3 separate regions of the Homo sapiens genome follow, and all the other regions are linked to region 1. A link is an interaction called in ENCODE POLR2A ChIA-PET data of the cell type or tissue named here. Cell type or tissue: endothelial cell of umbilical vein. All regions are shown on one strand. Links, peaks and the distances in the headings refer to the core of each region. The heading gives the core; the rest is flanking DNA. Region 1 overlaps MIDEAS (mitotic deacetylase associated SANT domain protein). Region 2 overlaps PTGR2 (prostaglandin reductase 2). Region 3 overlaps DNAL1 (dynein axonemal light chain 1).

Region 1 (8,112 bases), core at 1,286-6,285:
TTTGGGCTCTCTTGGCTTCCAGGGGCTTTTACAGATACCCCCAGTCTGGAGGGGAAACTGTTTCTGGCTGACTGGGGCTAGGATAATTTCTTAAGAGGAGTGTTAATAGACCATGCTGTGCTTGGAAATGCCCCCAGGGAAGAGCAGCAGCTCCGGAGCTGGCTTTGTGAAGTTCTCAAGTGTAGCATTCCTTCTGAGGCCCACCGGTGTAGATTTCAGATTTTTCTGGGAGGGTGGTGGAAAGAGCAAGGACTTGGAAGACACAAGATAAAGATTTGAATCTTGCTTCTGGCTCTGTAACAGCAGAGCCTCAACTTCCCTCTGGAGAATGAGGACATAAGACTCCTCCATAGGAGGTTTATAAGCATGGATTCGAATTTGTAGAGGACCCAGCCCAGCGAAGTACTCGTTAGCTCCCTTCTTTTGGGAAGGATCTGTCTTTTGGATATTTTGTAGATTGGCCATGGAAGTGGAAATATTTGCCTGTGGCCATTTTTCCTAGGGAAAAGCAGGGCTGCCTGACAAGCTGTTGCAATCCCAAAGGCCTCTCCATCCCCTAGTTGTTTTGATGTCGGGATCAAGCTTGGGGTCAGGTTCAATGTGTGTCTGGGAGAGGGGATACCCAGGCCTTTGCAAGTCTGAGCTCTGCGGCTGCCTAGGACTGTGACACCGAAGGTGTGGAGAACATGGGCTGAGGAGGGAGGGGCCTTTCTGAGCTGAGAGAACTTGGCAAGTTACTTTTAACCTTCGTTTCCTGTAAGTTTCCCAAATTTCCTTCGGTTATTGATTTCCAATTTCAACCCGTTTTGATTGGAGAACATACTTTGAGTGATTTCAGTCCCTTTAAATTTGTTGAGACTTGTCTTATGGCCTAATGATGATCTATTGTAGAGAGTGTTCCTTGTGCTATAAATATACATATATATATTTTATATATATATTATATTATATAATATATAAAAAAGTATGTATTTTTTATTTTTTCTGAGACTGGATCTTGGTCTTTCATGCACGCTGGATTGCAGAGGCATGAACACGGCTTACTGCAGCCTCAACCTCCTGGGCCCGAGCAATCCTCCTGCCTCAGCTTCCTGAGTAGCTGGGACTATAGTGGCCACCACACGCAGCTAATTTTTTTTTTTTTTTTTTTTGTAGAGACACGGTCTCGTTTTGTTGCCCAGGCTGGTCTTGAGCTCCTGGGCTCAAGTGATCCTCCTGGCCTTGGCCTCCCAAAATTTTGGGATTACAGGCACCACTGTGCCGGGCCTGCTCTTTTTTAAAAAGAAACAAAAAAACAGTTCACCTACAGCTGCAGTATCTGTGTGCTCTTGAGAAGAGTGTGTATTTGTGTGTATTTTGCTGTTGTTAGGTGGAGTGTTCTATATAGGTCTTCCAGGTCTAATTGGTTTATAGTGTCTAAATCTTCTATTTCCTTGTCGATCTTCTATTTAGTCGTACTGTTCGTTGTTGAAAGTAGAGTGTTTTCTCTCTCTCATGTGTATGTATAAAATAACATGAAAAAAAGTAGAGTATTGAAGTTTCCTACTGTTATTTGAGTTGTTCATTTTTTCCTTTCAATTCTGACAGTTTTTGCTTCATGTATTTTGGGGCTCTGTTGTTAGGTACATGCATGTCTATAACTGGTATAGCCTCCTGAGGGACGGACACTTTGTTCATTATAAAATATTCTTTGTCTATAATAACAGTTTTTGTCTTAAAGTCTATTTTGTCTGATTTTTTTTTTTTTTTTTTTGAGACGGAGTCTAGCTCTGTTGCCCAGGCTGGAGTGCAGTGGCGCGATCTTGGCTCACTGCAGCCTCCACCTCTCAGGTTCAAATAGTTCTCCTGTCTCAGCCTCCTGAGTAGCTGCGATTACAGGTGCCTGCCACCACATATTTTGTCTGATATTAGTATAGCCATTCTAGCTGTCTTTTGGTGACTGTTTACAATGGTATCTCTTTTTCCATCCCTTGCTTTCTTTTTTCTTTTTTGGTACAGAGTCTCACTGTGTTGCCCAGGCTGGAGTGCAGTGGCGCAATCTGGGCTCACTGCAACCTCCACCTCTTGGGTTCAAGCAATTCTCCTACCTCAGCCTCCCGAGTAGCTGGGACTGCAGGCGTGTGTCACCATGCCCTGCTAATTACTTTCAACCTATTTATATCTCTGAATGTAAAGGGTGTTTCTTTTTTTAATGAAATTGCATCTTTTTTAAAGAAGTCTGTTCTGCCATATAATTGCATATTTTTTTAAAAGTCCATTCTGCCAACCTCTGCCTTTTAGATATTTAATCCATTCACATTTAAAGTAATTATGGATAAGGTAGGATTTATGCTGCCATTTTGTGATTTGATTTCTGTATGTCTTATGTCTTTTTTATTCTTTTGTTCTTCTATTACTGTCTTCCTTTATGTTAAATAGATATTTTTGAGTATACCATTCCTGGTCTGTAAATAACGAGACACAGAACAGTAAGGGTTAAACAAAATGCTGCCTGCAATGGACTTAGCACAGTGCCTGGCAAATAGTAAGTGCTCAGTAAACATGGGCACTCAATTGGGTCCCAGGCGTGGTAAGAGCCACAGTTAACCCTAGGACTGGCTGAGAGCAGAGTCCCCTCAGGGCTCTGTGCGACCCCTCATGTCTCCTGGGCAGGCCATAGCACTCTGACAGGTAGTGCCTTTGGGGAATGGGGAGTGGTGGGTCCTGGGAAACTTCACTATGCCAGGCTGTGGCCCTTTAGCCCTTCCCCTGCTCCAGTGCATGGGCACCACCTGGCTGCTTGTGAAGCATCCTAGATTCCCCATCGTGCTCTTCCCACCCCCGACCCCCACCCCACCAGACCCATGAACTAGTCTCTCAGGGTGGGTTTTATTGCACACACTGAGGTTTAAGAACCACTGCTTGACATCCACACAGACGGGTATTGACACAGTGACAGAGAGAGACCTGGTTTGGGGTCAGGAGGCTTAGATTTGAATCTTGACTCCTCAGTCATGAGTTCTGTGAACTGGGACAAGTTACTTTCAGAGCCAGCCTTTCTCGTTTCTCAGTTGGAAATAAGTGGTTATGCAGATAAGCAGTACTCTCGCATATTCGGCATGCAGCTAGTCCTGGTGGCACTTGCTTTTTACAAAGGTGTTTCTTTGGTCCCTGGATACAGGTCTCTTCCCACCCCAGGCTCTTAAGCTCCTCAAAGGCAGGAACCAGTGAGTGGCGGCTCCTGGACCAGACATCTGGTTGGTTACCTGACAAACAGTCCACTGCCCTCCGTCTTGGATCATGTTGTCTCCAGGCCCTGCTGCTCCCAGGCTCTGTGCAGGAACAGAAGGGAATTGAAGAAGCATTATTGGATAGTGGTATAAGAGCATGAAGATTCAGAATGGGTGACAACAATATGTGCTGGAGGGCCAGCTGGAGGAGGTAGGCCTTGAGGGAAAGCAGATTGTGAGAGTGGAGGCAGGGCTTCCAGGCAGAAGGAACAGCTCTAGGGGAGGCTCAAAGTCAGGGAGCTCCCCCAGGGGTTGCCTGTCCCCAGGGGTCACTTACCCCTAGTCCCTGCACGGGCTTCCTTGCATTATAATTAGCGTGTGTTTCTGTTTCTCTGTCTCCCCACCGGCCTGGAAGCTCTGTGTCTCCTGTGTCTCCCAGAGCCTGGCTTGCAGCAAGTGCTCAGCAAATGCTTGTGGAGCAGATGAAGGGTCAGCAGGCCCACCTGCAGAGCTGCAGCAGGGAGGGTGTGTGGTGGGGGAGTGGGCAGGGCAAGGCAATGGCAAGGGAGGCCCCTGTGAGTGGCCTCATCTGTATCTTTGGCCCAGGGCAGAGTCTGGCACTGGGGTGCTCAGGCACAGACTTCAGAGAGCCCTGCTCTAGCCCTGCTGGGGAGCCAGGCCTTTCCAGAAGGGAAGGGAGGTAGTGCAGCAGCCTCCAGTGGTGGGAGCTGTATAGGGCATAGAGACTGTTTTGAGGAGACAGAGCAAGGACCCCAGCGGTCCCAGGAGGCCCTCACCAGAGGGCCTCAGGAACATCTGCTGAGTCTCCTGCGGAGGAAGCCTAAACCTGCCTGCTTCTACCCTACTCCTGCTGGGATCCCTGGGTCCTGTTGGAATGGGTTTTCCAGGGCTGCCTGTGACTCTTCGTGGCCTTTGCCTAGGAGGAAGGCAGGCAGTCCCTTCAGTGCAGGCAAAAGCTGAGCCTGGAGGCTTAATCCTTTTCTGGCTTTGCTCATGACTGTTTTCTCTCTGCATTAGCAGCCCCCACCTCCCCCACCCCTGGCAAAACAAACCTGGCTATCCCAGCTTCCCATGGACACCCTGTGGGCATTTGTGGGGCTATGGGGGAGGGAGGCAATCAAGGTAGAAGACTGGACGGAGCCCTGAGAGTGCCTCATAAGCCCTGAAAGGATTCCTCTCTTACACATCCCTTTAAAAGCATCTCAGTGGTTGGCATTTTTACTGTGTAAGCTCAAACTTCAGGCAGCTTGAACCCTGGCCAAGCTTCTGATCCTGAGCAGCTTGATGGCTGAGACCCCTGGGACTCGTGACTCTCTGGCCTGTTGGCCTGGGCTCTGCTTTTCAGAGCTGAAGTTCAGTCCAGAGAAGTGATGGTCCAGGGACTGTCTGGATTGGGAATGGGCCGACCATAGGGCCTCTTGCCTGCTCTCTCATGCTCCCAGGGAAAATGACACTTGTGGGAGTCAGATCCACGTCTGTTGTATCAGAGCCTCCTTGTTTGCAAACCCCTTGAGAATAGTGCTTATGTGTCCAGTGGCTTGCAGAAATGGGGTACACTGGCCTTTGTGTGAAGTCCCAGTTGGTGGGGGTGCATGTAGCATTGCAGATGGGGTCCAGAGGGAAGGTTTGTCTAGGGCCTGGGCAACTCTAGCTGGCCCAAGATGGCAGTTCCAGGCCATTTACCGAGTCTGGCTATAGCTGGAGACCCCAGAATGTCTGAGAGAGCTTTTCAGGATGTGAGCCCAGATGAGGGGGCCAGCTGGGCCATGCTGTGCTCCTCTGGTGGGGGTGGCAGGGACTTGTTATGGCTCCCTGGCATCCTGGCCAGACCTTAGTGTCTTGAGGTCCAGCCATGTCAGGGCATGAGGTAAACAGACCCACAGGCTTGTGTCCCTGGCCACTGTCTAGGTGGGGGTAGAAGCCTAGAAAAGTGGGGTGGAGGGCAACAGTGGAGCTGGCACTTTTCCAGTTGGCCTGCATGTGTTGTGGGGCAGCAGGTGACAGTCAAGGGCAGGTGGCTTGTGGGCCAGCAGGGAGAAGGACTTGTGTTCCACATAGGTGTAGAGGGCCTGGGGCCAGGGGTAGGGTGGGATCCCGGGCTGGGCCTTTTCACTTCATCCCAGCATCTTGAGGAGCTCTCATGTGCACCAGAGAGCCCAGAAGTCAGGAGCAGGCAGGAGCCCAGGGCAGGAATGCGGGCTGTGTCGCCTCTGCCCAGGTGTGGCTCTGACTCACCTTGGGCGCAGTCTTGAATGAGCATCCTGACAGGCAGATACAAACCAAGTGCCAAGGTACAACGGTCTGCCAACCCTGCCCCGTGGAGCCTGCTGTCTGCTGGGGATGACAAAGCAGGCACCTGGGATTTAGTGTGCCATATACAGTGTGTTATAGGGGCTTGTAGTTCAGCTCCTGTCTCAGCTCTGGGGTCAGGTTTCCCAGTGGAAGCAGTGTCTGCAACCTGAAGGATTAATAGGACCTGGCCTGATGAAAAGAGTGAGAAGGTGTCCTAGGAAGGGGTACAGCCTGGCCAAAGACCTGGAAGCAAAGCGAGAAGAACACGTTGGAGGCCCTGGCTCAAGCACAGACTGTCGAGAGAGGTGGCAGGAGCCAAGGTCTGCAGGGACTTGTGGACAGGGCAGGGAGTTTAGACTTTGTCCTAAGACAGCTCAGAGAACTGACTCGCCTGGAGACTCAGTTTGGGCCTGTCTTGCCCTTGGGTGACAGACCCATGATCTTTGACTCCCCTCTTCCTAGTGCTGAGCTTGTGGGGCCTGCCCAGGCTATAAGAGTGGGAGCTTGGAGCATTAGCCTCCAAGGGCAGGGGGCCCTCGGGTCAGCTGTTATCCCCAGGTCAGAGCTGAGCCCCCGCAGCTGCTGAGATCAACTTGGCATCTCCTCCCTGGTCTGTGTGGCCTTGACTCACAATAGTCTTTTTTCTCAAATGGACACACTGATTGCCCCAAGCAGACTGGTGAGTGGCCCTGGTCCCACAGTGGCCACAGTCTGGCCCCTTGCCCTGTGGTGATGGCTCTCTGGCTTCTCCTGGGGTCAGCCAGCCAGTGTTGGGTGTGCAGCTGGGCTGCCGATGGCATTTGGGGAGCAGTGTGTGTTTGAGCTGACATCCCAGGAGAGCTGGTGTCACCATCAGCATTGAACACCCAAAGGCCTTTCCAGCACCTTCCCCTCATGTGTCTGCAAAACATATATGTGGGGTCAGCACTGTTTTTTATTTTTTTTTCCTGGTGCACACTGCTTTCTTCTATAGAGAGTAAGTGCTACTCACCATAGAACTTCCTGAAAGCCTGCTAGGTCCCAGGCCTTGGTCTTGATTGTTGCCTTGTCTTTGGCCCAGGGGTACCTGTGGGTCTGGTCAAGGATTGGTTGCTGCAGAGAGGAGCCTGGAGGAAGGGAAAAGTGAATAGAGCGTGACAGTCAAACAGACTGACAGGGCGGGTTGCCGTGTCTGGGGCCCCGTGGTGACTGTGGGTTTCCTTTTGCAGTGTTCCTGCATCCGTTGTCAGAGGCCCTGCAGCTGGTCCCAGGGCTGAGCTGCTGGCAGGAGTTCCTCATGACATCCTCTTCCCTGCAATCTCAGGGACTAGGCCCACAGGTCAGCAGCCTTTGGAGGTGTCGTCCTTCCTCTTCCTCACTGTGAGGAAGGGCAGTTTGATTTCCATCTGAGGGACAGGGCAGCGGGGGTGGGGTAGAAGAAATGAGAGGAAGTGGCGCAGTCCTGACCCCGAGTTGCAGGCTGGGAGAAGCCCATGGGGTCTGAGAGCTGGAGGCACCACCAGCAGCAACTGAGCCCGGGGTGGGGTTGCAGGAGCTGGAGAGTCCAGGCCTAGATCGGGGGCTAGAGTGGCCAGTGCAGGAGGAAGTGTTTCAGGCCTCCCTGCAGGTAGACCTCACACATCTGCTGACCCCTCTGTGGTGAGACCTTTTCCTGCTCTCCCTTCCTGGAAGGCCAAGGGTCTCAGCTGTATTTGGGGAGAATGGGAGAGAGTACCTGCCAAAGGTTCAGGCAGGGGTAAGGGGCTTCCCAGTGCCAATGAGAAGGGATATCTGATATCTGTGTCTAGAAAATCCTTGCTTGGAGGTGGTGTAGAGTGTGCTGTGGAAGGGAGGTGTATGAAGAGGGGTCTGGGGTCTTAGTGGCATATCTTGGGGATAAGGAAGAAGAGCTTGATCTTAGAGTCAGACAGATCTGGGTTCCAGTCTTGGCTCTGCAACATAATGACTGTGTGACCGTAGGCAACTTACTTAGCTCCTCTGAGCCTCATCTAGCTAACCTGTAAATAGAGGTTAAAATCGCAACTCCTGCCTTATAAGGCCATGGTGGGAATTTAAAGGATATAAAGCACGTAGGATCTGCCTGGCACGGGTGCACCATCACCATCATCATTACTCCTATGACTACTTAGTGCCCTGCTGCCTAGGTGTGCCTCTTCACCCTTCCTCCCAGGCTGCCAGTATCTTCCACTCTTCTCCCCACCCCCAGCCGATGACCTTTCTTCTCTGAGGGTCCCAGGCCTGACTGTCTGTGCCCCTGGCACCCTTAGCTCTTCGGTGAGGGTGACAGGGAGGCCTCTGCAGCAAGAAGTTTCTGGGGTGATTCAGCCTTCCCCAAACCAGGCCCCCTGATTTCTTCAAAGCAAGTCCCTGTCTGAGCTTCAGAGGCTGCTGTGGTATCCTGAATGATGGCCCTCCTTGATGTGCAGGGTGGGAGTGGGAGGCTTCCCAGCTGAGCTCAGCTCCTCCAGGGCTGACCATACAGCTGTGGGTAAGCCCCTGTAAGACCTGCATCTGGCCTCTGGCCCCTGCCCTGGGCAGAAGCAGGCTTGTCCTGGAGCCGCAGGCCCCGCCTCATCTCCTTCTGAGCAGC
Region 2 (5,000 bases), core at 1-5,000, 120 kb before region 1:
AACTCCTGACCTCAAGTGATCCGCCCGCCTCAGCCTCCCAAAATGCTGGGATTACCAGCATGAGCCACCTCGCCCAGCCTGATTATTTTTTTTAAAGGAATGAGGCATAGAGAATGTCTAGTGAAAGTATCCCAAAGTGATTTTTCTTCCTTCCTTTATGCAATTAACATTTAATAAACATTATGCTAGTCACTGGAGATACAGTGATAAATACGAACTTTGTTTTCATAAACTTTTTTTTTTTTTTTTGAGGCACGGTCTCACTCTGTTGCCCAGGCTGGAGTGCAGTGGCATGATCACAGCTCACTACAGCTTCGACCTCCTGGGCTCAAGTGATCCTCCCACTTCCCGGGCTCAAGTGATCCTCCCACCTCCCGGGCTCAAGTGATCCTCCCGCCTCAGCCTCCAGAGTGGCTGGTGCACCTTAACACTCACCTAATTTCCTTTTTTTGGTATTGATGGCATCTTTCTGTGTTGCCCAGGATGGTTTCAAACTCCTGGGGTCAAGTGATCCTCCTGCCTCAGCCTCCCAGTGTGCTGGGATTATAAGTATGAGCCATGGCACCCAGCCCATAAGCTTACTTTTTACTAAGGAAGACAGATAATCTAATAACTACACAAATGTAATTATTACTTTCAATTGGGATAAATGCTGAATGTCAAGAGGAAAATATCAAAGAGAGGTCTGGACTAGTCTGAGGGTTCAGGGTGATTTACCAAAGGAAATCTCTTTAAAGCAGGCATCTAGGGAATAACAGGGATTACCAGGTAAAGGGAAAGGAGTGGGAAGAGGCTTTTAGATAGAGGGCCAACATGTATGAAGGCTTGCTTTAATATGTACCTGGGACTCTGTTTTAACCAGGTATGGTAAAATGATAGATACGAAGACAACTGCCTTGAAAGAAGAATTTCTTACAGTTGCCGAGAGGGGAGGGCACAATATGCCAAGAAGGGTCGCATGGGGAAGCACAAGAGTTGGTCAAGAGGGCAAAGGAGCAAGGAAGAGCATGGCCCAGAGTCTTCTTTTTTTTTTTTAAGGAAGAAGTATCTTTGGTTTCCACAGGAAAGAACGGGCAAGGCAGGGTAGGTAACCTTGAGTATATTACATGACAGCTTTAATAATGTCAGAGGGCTCTGATATACAGGGGTGGTTCTTAAGTTGTGCAGCATCTGGCCCTGAGGTGATTTAAGGCAGGGGAGTGTGAGTTAGATAGAGGAGGAGTTTAGGGATATGGGCTTTGGATTGGTTGGTTTGTATATGAATGGCAAGACTCAAATGCAAGTTGTTATCTCTAAAAATAAGCAAATCCTGCCAGGGACAGTTACTCTAGGATTCACAAGCCCCCTAAGATGTCAAAACATCCTAAAATACACTAAATTAAAAACATGATTCATACAAAGATTAAGCAGAAGGGGGCACTGATGTGTTACAAAAGACAGACATCCACTGAGGCAACAGTGTGAGGGTAATTGGCAGGCTTCTCTGAGCCTGGACAGGTAAAGGAGTCAGGTTATGTAGCTTCTTTTTTTTTTTGAGACAGAGTCTTGCTCTGTTGCCCAGGCTGGAGTGCAGTGGCGTGATCTCGGCTCACTGCAACCTCGGCCTCCCGGGCTCAAGTGATTTTCCTGCCTCAGCCTCCCAAGTAGCTGGGACTACAGGCATGTGCCACCACGCCTGGCTAATTTTTTTGTATTTTTAGTAGAGACGGGGTTTCACTATGTTGGCCAGGCTGGTGTCAAACTCCTGACCTCAGGTTATCCACCCACCTCGGCCTCCCAAAGTGCTAGGATTACAAGCGTGAGCCACCGTGCCTAGCCCAGGTTATGTAGCTTCTTAGACCATGTCAAGGCTGATTGGTCTCAATTCCAAAACTAATGGGAAGCCATTAAACCACTTTAAGCAAGGTGACACAATTAGTTGCTGTTATAAGAAGAATCACTCTGGCATTCTGGCTGCAGTGTGAAAAATGGCTTAAAGGGGCAAAGTGTGTATGCAAGGGTACCTACCCCATTAGGAAAGAAACAACGGTGATTCAGACTAGGTAGACTTCCCTGGAATTACTAAGACATGGACTGAATTGAGAGGTATTTAGGAGGTGGGATCCACAGGACCTGGTAGAGGCAAAATTCTCAAGACTGTGCTTTCTAGCATGAAATGAGTAAGTAGACAAAATATTTACTTCCCTGGAGGAAAAAGAGGTTTTTTGGTTTTTGTTTTTGCTTTGAAGTTGGGAGTGTTCGAAGTGAAGATCATTAATTCAATTTATATTATAATCCTAGTTGTTCCATCATTTTTCCTCCCCTAAAATCTTTTTTTTTTAAAGACAGAAAGAAATTAATGAACACCCAAATAAGTAGAAAGACATCATGCATTCATGGATCAGTGTATTAGGATATTGTTTTCATCAGAATTCTCCAGAGAAACAGAACCAACAGGATACATACATATCTATGAAGAGATTTATTATAAGGTATTGGCTCATGCAGTTAGAGAGGCTAAGAAGTCCCATTATCTGCCATCTGCAAGCTGAAGACTCAGAAAAGCCAGCAGTGTGGTTCCAGTGAATGAGAGCAGGTAAGCTGACAGTAGAGATTCTAGTCCAGATCTGAAGGCCTGAGAACCAGGAACTCTGAGGACAGGAGAAGAATGATGCTCCAGCTTAAGCAGTCAGAGTTAGTTCAACCTTCTTCTTCTTCTTTTTTTTGTTTTTTTGTTTTTTTTTTTTTTTTTTTTGAGACAGAGTCTTGCTCTGTCACACAGGCTGGAGTGCAATGCCGCGATCTTGGCTTACTGCAATCTCCGCCTCCCGGGTTCAAACAATTCTCTTGCCTCAGCTTCCTGAGTAGCTGGGATTACAGGTGCCTGCCACCACACCCGGCTAATTTTTGTATTCTTAGTAGAGACGGGGTTTCACCACGTTGGCCAGGCTGGTCCTGAACGTCTGACCTCAGGTGATCTGCCCGCCTCAGCCTCCCAAAGTGCTGGGATTACAGGTGTGAGACACCGCACCCAGCAACCTTCTTCTACATTTTGTTCTCCTTAGGCCCTCAATGGACTGGATGATGCCCACCCACATTAGAGAAGGACATCTGCTTTTTTCAGTCCACCAATCCAAAAGCTAATCTCTTCTAGAAACACCCTTGCAGACACACCCAGAAATAACGTTCAACCAGCTATTTAGACATCCCATGGCCTAGTTAAGTGGACACATAAAATGAACCATCACAGAAGACAATACTCCCCAAATTGATCTACAGACTCAAAGCAATCCCTATCAAAATCCCTATCAAAATCTTCTGTGCAGAAACTGACAAGCTGGTTCTAAAGTTCATATGAAAATTCATGGGACCCAGAAGAGCCAAAACAATCTTAAAAAAGAAAAACAGGCCAGGTGGGGTGGCTCACACCTGTAATCCCAGCACTTTGGGAGGCTGAGGCGGGAGGATCACAAGGTTAGGAGATCAAGACCATCCTGGCCAACATGGTGAAACCCTGTCTCTACTAAAATACAAAAAATTGTTCAGGCATAGTAGCTCATGCCTGTAATCCCAGCACTTTCGGAGGCCGAGGTGGGTGGATCACCTGAAGGTCAGGAGTTCAAGACCCACCTGGCCAATATGGTGAAACCCCGTCTCTGCTAAAAATACAAAATATTAGCCAGGTGTGGTGGTGGGTGCCTGTAGTCCCAGCTACTCAGGAGGCTGAGGCAGGGGAACCACTTGAACCCGGGAAGTGGAGGTTGCAGTGAGCCAAGATAGCGCCACTGCACTCCAGACTGGCGACAGAGCAAGACTCCATCTCAAAAAAAAAAAAAGAAAAACAGATTGGAAGACTCACACTTGCTCATTTCAAAACTTATTACAAAGCTACAGTAATTAAGAGAGCGAGGTACTAGCATGACAGATATACAGATTGCTAGAATAGAGTTGAAAGTCCAGAAATAAACCCTCATATTTATGGTCAGTTGGTTTTCAACAAGAGTACTAAGACAAACCAATGAGGAAAGAATTATCTTTTCAACAAACAGTGCTGGTTCATGTCCCTTCGTGGTCAAATATTTCTGGTCTCTCTTAAAAAAAAAAAAAGTGCTGACACGACTGTATATTCACTTGCAAAAGAGTGAAGTTAGGTCAGGTGTGGTGGCTTGCACCTATCGTCCCAGTTACTTGGGAGTCTGAGACAGGAGAATCACTTGAGCCCAGGGAGTTTGAGATTGTAAAAAAGAATGAGTTGGGCCCTGTGATGGATAATTTTAGGCGTCAACTTGACTGGATAGAGGAATGCCTAGATGGCTTGTGAAGCATTGTTTCTGGATATGTCCTTGAGGGTGTTTTCAGAGGTAACTAGCAGGTGAGTCTGTGGACTATGTGGTGAAGATCTGCCCTCAATGTGGGTGGGCACCATCCATTCAACAAGGAGCCCAGATGGAACAAAAAAGCAGGTGAAGGACAAATTCTCTCTCTCTCCTGCAAAGCAGGACACCCTTCTTCTCCTGCCCTCTGACATAAGAACTCCAGGTTCTTCAGCCTTTGTACTCTGAGACTGCACCCATGGCTTCCTGGGCTCTCAGGCCTTGGGACTGACAAGTATACCAATGGCTTCCTTGGTTGTCGGGCCTTCCAGCTTGGATTGAGCCATGCTACCAGCTTCTCTGGTTCTCCAGTTTGTAGACAGCCTATCATGGGAACTCTCAGCTTCCATAATCTTGTGAGCCAATTCCTCTTATAAGTCCCCTCTCATATATATGTGTGTGCATGTCTGTGGGTGCATGCCTATGTGTGTGTTTGTGTTTCTGTCTCTCTAAAGAATCTTGATTAATACAGACCCCTTCCTCATACGCATACATAGAGTTTAACCCAAAATGTGTTACTGACTTAAATGTTAGAGCAAAACTATAAAACTCTTAGCAGAAAATATACGACTAAATCTTCATGACCTTAAGTGAGGCAAAGCCTTCTTAGATATGAGTCTGAAAGTATTGAAAGTATACGTGACAAAC
Region 3 (8,112 bases), core at 1,314-6,313, 84 kb after region 1:
GAGAAGGGATACAAGAACTGAGTCGTGGGGACTTGAAATATTTAAAGGTTATGGACGTGAAACTGGGAAAAAGTGGCCAAAAAGACAGGAGGAAATCAAGGGGGACAGTATCCTAAAGCCAAATACTGAAAATGCTTTAAAGAGGGAAGAGAAATCATCCGTATCAAAAAATACGCTGATTCATCAACTAAGATGAGGACTGAGAAATGACCTCAGCAATTGGAGATAACAAATATATGCAACTTTTTCTAAGATAATCTCTAACCCCTTTTTGAAAAACTGCACATGAAAATGGTAACGAATGGCTAAAAAGACCATATTTATTACTGTATAAGGAAATAAATTATGATATCCAAAGTTAATAGATTAAGTGTTCTAACATAACATAATATATATTTTCCATATTTTATGTGCTGCATAAGTAGGGTACCACTAGAAGAAAAGTACTATTGTTTTCTTCATACAGTATCCTGATGAAAATCAAAACTGTGCTTTCAAGTTTTATGCTTATTTGTAACCTGTAACCTGAAGGAGTAAAGTATAGTTTTTCACCAAAGATAAATGGCAACAAAATTTATTTTCTAATCTTTAAGATTATTATTCATATTATACAGCTTTTTAGTCATGGTTTGAACATAGTCATATCAAGCAATTTTCTAGTCACAATTCTGGTACAATAAATATAAACTGCTATTAGGGTTGTTCTGCCTGATAAATCACCTGTTAAATAGGAATACCTATTTATTTCAGATCTTCTTATGATGGCATAATAGGTAAGACTATAGTGTCATGAAAGGAGATGGGTAGGAGGCAAGCTAAAGCATAACTTCAATCCTCATATGGATCAATTAGCTTCTTTTTGCTTCATAGTCACAGATAAAATGTATTCGCTAGCCACAGACTACATAAATTGTATTTGTAACTAGCAGAACTAAAATGAAATGAGCCAAATATAGCAAATACCTATACTCTCTGATTTTGTGTCTACAGCAGACATGAATAATTGATCAAGGTATTCGTTCCACTAAGTTTTTAGAACTCTTATTATTACAATTTTCCTGAGAGTCTCTACCAACTGACCCAAGTTAGAAAGTGATTTAAAACCCACTGCCAGCCCTACATAGAAGGTCATCCATTTTCACTATTATCATAGTCATTTTTTTTTTTTTTTGAGATGAGTCTCACTCTGTCACCCAGGCTGGAGTACAGTAGCGTGATCTCAGCTCACTGCAACCTCCGCCTCCCAGGTTCCAGCTATTCTCCTGCCTCAGCCTCCCACGTAGCTGGGATTACAGGCGCACGCCACCACACCTGGCTAATGTTTGTATTTTTAGTAGAGACAGGGTTTCACCACATTGGCCAGGCTGATCTCAAACTCCTGACCTCAGGTGATCCACCCGCCTCGGCCTCCCAAAGTGCTGGGATTACAGGTGTGAGCCACCGTGCCCAGCCCATAGTCATGTTTTTATATAAAGAAAATCATGTAATCTGTGATGATAAATAATATGTTATCAACTTGCTTAGTCACATTTAAGCAAGTTACAGAGCAAGTTATTAAGCAAGTTACTTCAATTACAGAGAAAAAAACTGAGGCAGAGAATAAAATGTAATAGCTTAAATTGTTTGAGTGAGTCAGCAAAAAATTAGAATAGACAGGCATCTCACACACAACTCTACTAGTTAACACTATGTAAATACCGAAGGCCAACTTTCCAGCACTGTATAAGTACTGAATGCCAACTTTGAGTAAGGTATGAGGGGTGGGGGTACTGAAATAGAAGATTAAAAGATTAATAAGATGATGCTTTTCCTCAAGGAATTCACTATCTAAAGAGCAGAACATATTCCCAAGTAACTATAATAATGGTTAATATTTATTGAGCATTTTATATGCACCAGGCACAATTCTAAGTACTCTATATATATACTAACTCAATCTTCACAATAATTATATGATAGGTAATTATTATTATAATCCAAGTAGACTGTTATGAATATTTCCAAAGGAGTAATTAATTTTGATGATGGAGATGAGGGAAGTCTTCAAGGAGGGGGTGACATTCACACGTGGCATTCGTAATTTTTTTTTATTTTTTTTTTTAGACAAGGTCTTGCTCTGTTGCACAGGCTGGAGTGCAGTAGCACCATCATAGCTTGCTGCAGACTCACTCTCCTGAGCTCAAGCAATCCTCCTCCTAAGTAGCTGGGACTACAGGCAAACACCACCATGCCCAGATAATTTTTAAAATTTTTAGTAGAGATGGGGGTCTCGCTATGTTGCCCAGGCTGGTCTCGAACTCCTAAGCTTAAGTGATCCACCTGCCTCAGCCTCCCAAAGTGCTGGGATTATAGGCATGAGCCATGGTACCTGGCTGCATTCTTAATCTTAATTTGTTATAGGATTTTCCTGTTACAGGAAAAAGCTGTTCTCAGTGAAAATTATTGCATTAATAAATGCTACAAAGTCATTTTTAAAATAGTGTATTTGGGTGTAAATTGGATACTAAAAGCTTTTAGATGACTTTTAATGCGACATCAAGGCATTTGGTCTTTACTAGGCAAAGAGATACCATTAAAAGGTCTCTGATATAATGATATTCAAATGATATTTTTAGAAAGAAAACTCTGTTATCAGTGATGAAGGTCACCTGAAGGGCAGAAAGACAGGAGGAAAGGAGATCAATTAGGAGGCTATTGAGGGAGAAGAAAAGGAGAAATCAGTTAAGTAAACAGTTAAGGCTGGTCCTTGGAAAAGCAGCCTGCCTGAAAAATCACAGCTACAGGCAAAAATATAACAGTCTGTGGAAAACTCAGGCTGCACCTGCACAGATAAGTATGTAGGGTCCAGCACAGATTCTTCTTTGTGTAATTGGTGGGCTCCCAGGAAAGTTTCTTCCCCTTTTCAGTTATGTACACAGTAGTCTCCCTGGGAACCTGTACAGGGAGGAGAGGGACTTACCTAAAACAAACCCACAATTATACAAAGAAGAGAAGCAGTGCTTTGATGCCTGCCTAGAGATACACCCACAACTACATAGATAAGGGGGAGTTGTGCAGACAGCTTTTCAAATAAGAGAAGTTACTCAAACAGCTACAGAGGTGAGAGGAGTTTCTTATAAAAGTTTTTGAATTCAGCTGTAAAAACAGCAACTCACTTGGGGTTCCCTTTCCACTGCAGAGAGCTTTCTTTTTTCACTCATTAAACTTTCACTGCAACCTCACCCTTTGCATCCACATTCCTTAACTTTCTCAGTCATGAGGCAATGAACTAGGATAACACCTTAGATAATGAGACCAGTGACCCTGACCTGTTTGACTATCACAAAAGTTGTAAGATAGTGTTTTTCAAACTATGGGTCATGAGCCTAAATTAATAGGTTGTGAAATCAATTTAGTGTGTTGTGATCAGCATTTAAAAAAAAAGAAATAAAAATTTAAAAATACATACTGGAACTGGCCAGGCGTGGTGGCTCACGCCTATAATCCCAGCACTTTGGGAGGCTGAGGTGGGTGGATCACTTTAGGTCAGGAGTTTGAGGCCAGCCTGGCCAACATGGTGAAACCCCATCTCCACTAAAAATACAAAAATTAGCCAGGCGTGGCGGTGGGCACCTGTAATCCCAGCTACTCAGGAGACTGAGGCAAGAGAATTGCTTGAACCTAGGAGGCGGAGGTTGTAGTGAGCTGAGATTGCACCACTGAAATCCAGCCTGGGCAACAGAGTGAGACTCCATCTCAAAAAAAAAAAAAAAAAAAAATTACTGGGACCTATGCTATATAAGGGTAAATACTGTCTTGCAAACTTTATTCAAGTTTATATGTACGTATATATTTGATATGCATATTCATATGAATGTATAATACATTCAGATGTATTTCTTACAATGGAAAGTGGTCAAAATGTTTGAAGAACATGACCTAAGGGGAAGATGATGAGGGTCTAAAAAGTTGTAACTCCTGGAAATGGAAAAGCAACACTTTATTTGAGAGCTCCTTCAAAGAGTAGAGTTAACAGGATTTAGTGATAAATTTGCATATAGGGCTTGAAGAGAGACTGTGGTAGGCTAAACAATGGCTCCCCCAAAGATACTTACATTCTAATGCCTGGAACCTGTGAACGTTACCTTATATGGCAAAAAAAAAAAAAAAAAAAGTACTTTGCAGATATGATTAAGGATCTTGAGAGACAGGGAGATTATCCTCAAGATCAGGGTGTGCCCTAATGCAATCACATGTATCCTCATAAGAGGGAGGCAGACAGAGATTTGACACAGAAGGAGAAGCCAGTGTGACTACTGGCAGAGACTGGAGTGATGAGTCACAAGCCAAGGAATGCAGCAGCCACCAGAAGCTGGAAGAGGCTAGAAAAAGATTCTCCTCCAGCCTCCAGAGGGAGCATGGCTTGATTTTCACCAGATGAAACTGATTTCAGACTTCTGGTCTCCAGAACCATAAGAGAATATATATCCATCATTTTAAGCCATCAAGTTACAGCAGCCGTAGGAAACTAATACAGAGTCAGAGGCCTTGGCAACTGGGAGGGAGGCAATGTCATTAACGAGGATAAGGAGCACAGGAAAAACAGGGATGATGAATTAAAATTTAAATATAACAAGTTTGAAATACAGACAATACAAATCTGAACAAAGAAATACACAATTAAAAATCTGATATTCTATTTAAGACATCTCAATTCTAACTCTATAAAAGCTTTTAAATGTCTTTAAAACGTTCAGAGCTCATGCTATCTCTATTTTTCTTTGGATAATCAAACTTAAGACATAGTTTATGTATTCTATTATCTGACAACAAGTATGGCTAAAACAGGTGCCAGCTTCTGGAATTACATATTGTCTCCGGAATGTTTATTAAAATAACTAGGAAATCCATGAACCATCTGTTACTGTGAATCACTTACTTAAGCCATTCAGGTTGGCAATTTTTTCAATGCAGTTTGTAGACAGTGAAAGCTTCCTTTAAAAGAACAAAGAAAAAATTTAATGTGAAAAATGTAAATGGTAAATCAGAAATTATTCCTTAACACTAGTGCCCATAAAAGATAATATTTAAGTAATATTTTCCCCACTCAATCATAGCATTTATTACTTCATTTTGAAATCATTGTTTTTCTCTGATTACCTAAGTTTAACACTCATTAAAAATTTGAAAAAATCTTCTTGAGGGCAATATGGTATTAACAATTTTTTTTTCTTCTTAAGACAGAGTCTCACTCTGCCACCCAAGCTGGAGTGCAGTGGCACCATTTCAGTTCACTGCAACTTCCACCTCCCCGGTTCAAGCAATTCTCCTGCCTCAGCCACCCAAGTAGCTGGGATTACAGGTGCCTGCTACCATGCCTGGCTAATTTTTGTATTTTCAGTGGAGACAGGGTTTCACCATGTTGGCCAAGCTGGTCTTGAACTCCTGACCTCAAGTGATCCACTTGCTTCGGCCTCCCAAAGTGCTGGGATTAGAGGTGTGAGCCACCACACCTGGCCCTGGTATTATGAAATTTTTTAATGCATACATTTCTTGACCAAGTTTTTCACTTCTAGAAATACATCCTACTGAAATATTAATATAAATGCCAAAAGATATATGAACTAGATTATATGTATTACTGGAATAGCAGAAAAATTGAAAAAATCTATAAACACCTGTTAACTTAGGAACAGATAGTGAAATACTAAGCTGCCACTAAAACAAAGGAGATAGGGCTACAGATACCGACTTGGGAAGATGTCTATGATACATAGTTTAAAAACCATCTAGCAGAACAATATATATATTTTTTTTTTAGACAGAGTCTCGCTCTGTGGCCCAGGCTGGAGTGCAGTGGCATGATCTCAGTTCACTGCGACCTCCGCCTCCCAGGTTCAAGCGATTTTCATGCCTCCGCCACCCAAGTAGCTGGGATTATGAGTGTGCGAGTCAGGTAAATGACTGGCCAAATCTGTATATTTTCTAGTCATCCCCCACTCCTGAGAACTCCCAGTGAATAATGGATTGCCTTTAAATCTAGGAATATGGTTGGGAAATAATTCTTTAATTCTTGTTAAGGCAGCTAGCACAAATAAATTGTCAGCAAAATATGAACAGGTTGACTCGAGGTGATATACAAGGTGCTTTAGTATGAGGTATAAAACCTTCTCAAATTTGTTTGCCTTTGAGATGGCTTTATGATAAAAAGATATGTGACCACTTTGAAATCATGCCTGATGCCAAAAAAGCATGTGGTGGTGGATTTTTATGTGACACACTGTGTTCTCATCACAAAGAACAAGCTGCGTACAAAAGCTAAATATGTTTGCTCTCCCCTTTGATCCCACAGATGGATATTAGTCTAATGCATGGGTTCACAAATATGTGTCCTAGAATTACCCAAGTTGCTTACTGTAAATGCAGATTCCTAGGTTTCATCAGCAAATATTCTGTTTCTATAAATTTGGGATGGGGCTGATCTCCTGCATAAAGTGCAGATGATCAAGGGATCACACTTAGACAAACACAGGGTGAAGAAATCAGAAAAAAACCCAGTGATTCTATGGTATACTATAGCCCTGATGAGACACACTTGTAGCCTAAAAACATGGTTTCAAGGCAACGTGGTATAATTGCCTCAAATTAGCCACAGAATCCTGCTAAAATACATGTATTGAGAAAATAAATTAAAAGAAACTACTATAGATCTGATATTTAAAGTCACAGGATATAGGATTACAAAATAAGTAGGCCAGGCACAATGGCTCATGCCTGTAGTCCCAGCACTTTGGGAGGCCAAGGTGGGTGGATCACTTGAGGTCAGGAGTTCGAGACCAGCCTGGCCAACATGGTGAAACCCCATCTCTACTAAAAATACAAAAAAAATTAGATGGGTGTGGTGGCAAGTGCCTGTAGTCCCAGCTACTTGGGAGGCTGAGGCAGGAGAATTGCTTGAACCCAGGAGGCAGAGGTTCCAATGAGCCGAGATCACAGCACTGCACTGCAGCCTGGGTGACAAAGAGTTTCTCAAAAAAATAAAGTATAATTTGATCCCAATTAGAATTTGTTTTTAAAAGTTAGAAGGCTCTACAAAAATGCTAGCACTGGTTCTCACACAGTGCTGTGATTTTGGTTGATGTTAATTCCTTTTCTTTGTGCTGCTTATATTTTCCAGATGTTTTATAATGTGTTTTTTATAATTTTAAACTTTTTTTTTAAGGGGTATCTCTTAGGCATGTAGTAAGAAAATACAGTTTTGACTTTGTGGATAATTTTACAAGAGAAAGTAGTAGATTTCATAAATGTCATAGTTTATTGTGGTGCTCACTTCAGCAGCCATGTACTAAACTGGAACGATAGATTAGCATGGCCCCTGCACAAGGATGACATACAATCGTGACGCATTCCATATTTAAAAAATATATAGTTTATTGTGTTATTTAGCTTCTCCCAAAAGACTAGGAGATGTATATTTTCAAACTCATTATAAAAACTGTACTAAAAATATTGTACTGTTTGGCTGGGCGTGGTGGCTCATGCTGGTAATCTCAGCACTTTGGGAGGCCGAGGTGGGCGGATCACAATGTCAGGAGATCAAGATCATCCTGGCTAACATGGTGAAACCCTATCTCTACTAAAAATACAAAAAAATTGCTGGGCGTGGTGGCATGTGCCTTGTAGTCTCAGCTACCCGGGAGGCTGAGGCAGGAGAACTGCTCGAACCCGGGAGGCGTAGGTTGCAGTGAGCCGAGATCATGCCATTGCACTCCAGCCTGGGCGACAGAGCCAGACCCCATCTCAAAAAAAAAAAAAAAAAATTGTACTATACTGTTCAATATTTTCTATTAATAATCCTATAAACCAGTCATTTTTCATGTTTGACCTTGCCAAAGAGAGAATTACACTAAGCAAACAAAAAATAAATGAAGACCACAGAAAACAAACATATTTTCCTACTTTGTGTGTTTAAGAAAAGAAAGGGAAACCTAACAGCAATACTGGAAGGATGAAAAGAGAACTTACTCGCAATTAGCAAGCATGGACAAGGATGCATCCATCTTCTCTATAGGGGGAATCTGGGCATAAAGTTTTATCTCTTTGGCTTCAGATGGCCTCTGGCCAGTTTTCTCT

Evidence for each region. ChIA-PET counts read pairs that join two places held together with the same protein. Peaks named below come from ENCODE experiments on the same cell type or tissue, not always from the same donor. Only the 100,000 strongest peaks of a DNase experiment are listed, where the experiment ranks them.
Region 2: POLR2A ChIA-PET joins it to region 1 with 5 read pairs; 24 of 35 experiments call an interaction of 5 or more read pairs at or near these places.
Region 3: POLR2A ChIA-PET joins it to region 1 with 6 read pairs; 6 of 35 experiments call an interaction of 5 or more read pairs at or near these places.

Annotation. Positions count from the first base shown.
Region 1 is chr14:73,742,410-73,750,521 of GRCh38, reverse strand. The region is part of intron 1 of MIDEAS (mitotic deacetylase associated SANT domain protein); the gene reads left to right. LOC124903345 (a long non-coding RNA gene) reads right to left here. Exons shown (of 3, transcript XR_007064264.1): 2 at 6,514-6,628; 3 at 3,077-3,311. Among named protein-coding and RNA genes, the nearest start is that of MIR4505, 12 kb to the left of the region's middle. RefSeq lists enhancers at 3,032-3,545, 3,546-4,060, 8,044-8,112 and a silencer at 6,622-6,916. In endothelial cell of umbilical vein, for the core only: no CTCF peak of the experiment used is centred there; no DNase peak of the experiment used is centred there; H3K27ac peaks cover 2,970 bases.
Region 2 is chr14:73,864,823-73,869,822 of GRCh38, reverse strand. The region is part of intron 3 of PTGR2 (prostaglandin reductase 2); the gene reads right to left. Among named protein-coding and RNA genes, the nearest start is that of PTGR2, 15 kb to the right of the region's middle. In endothelial cell of umbilical vein, for the core only: no CTCF peak of the experiment used is centred there; no DNase peak of the experiment used is centred there.
Region 3 is chr14:73,658,849-73,666,960 of GRCh38, reverse strand. DNAL1 (dynein axonemal light chain 1) reads right to left here. Exons shown (of 8, transcript NM_031427.4): 3 at 8,005-8,112; 4 at 4,919-4,974. It also overlaps the pseudogene RNU6-240P. Among named protein-coding and RNA genes, the nearest start is that of DNAL1, 18 kb to the right of the region's middle. RefSeq lists a silencer at 2,841-3,135. In endothelial cell of umbilical vein, for the core only: a CTCF peak has its summit at 4,381 (motif pointing right); a DNase peak (open chromatin) is centred at 4,350; H3K27ac peaks cover 841 bases.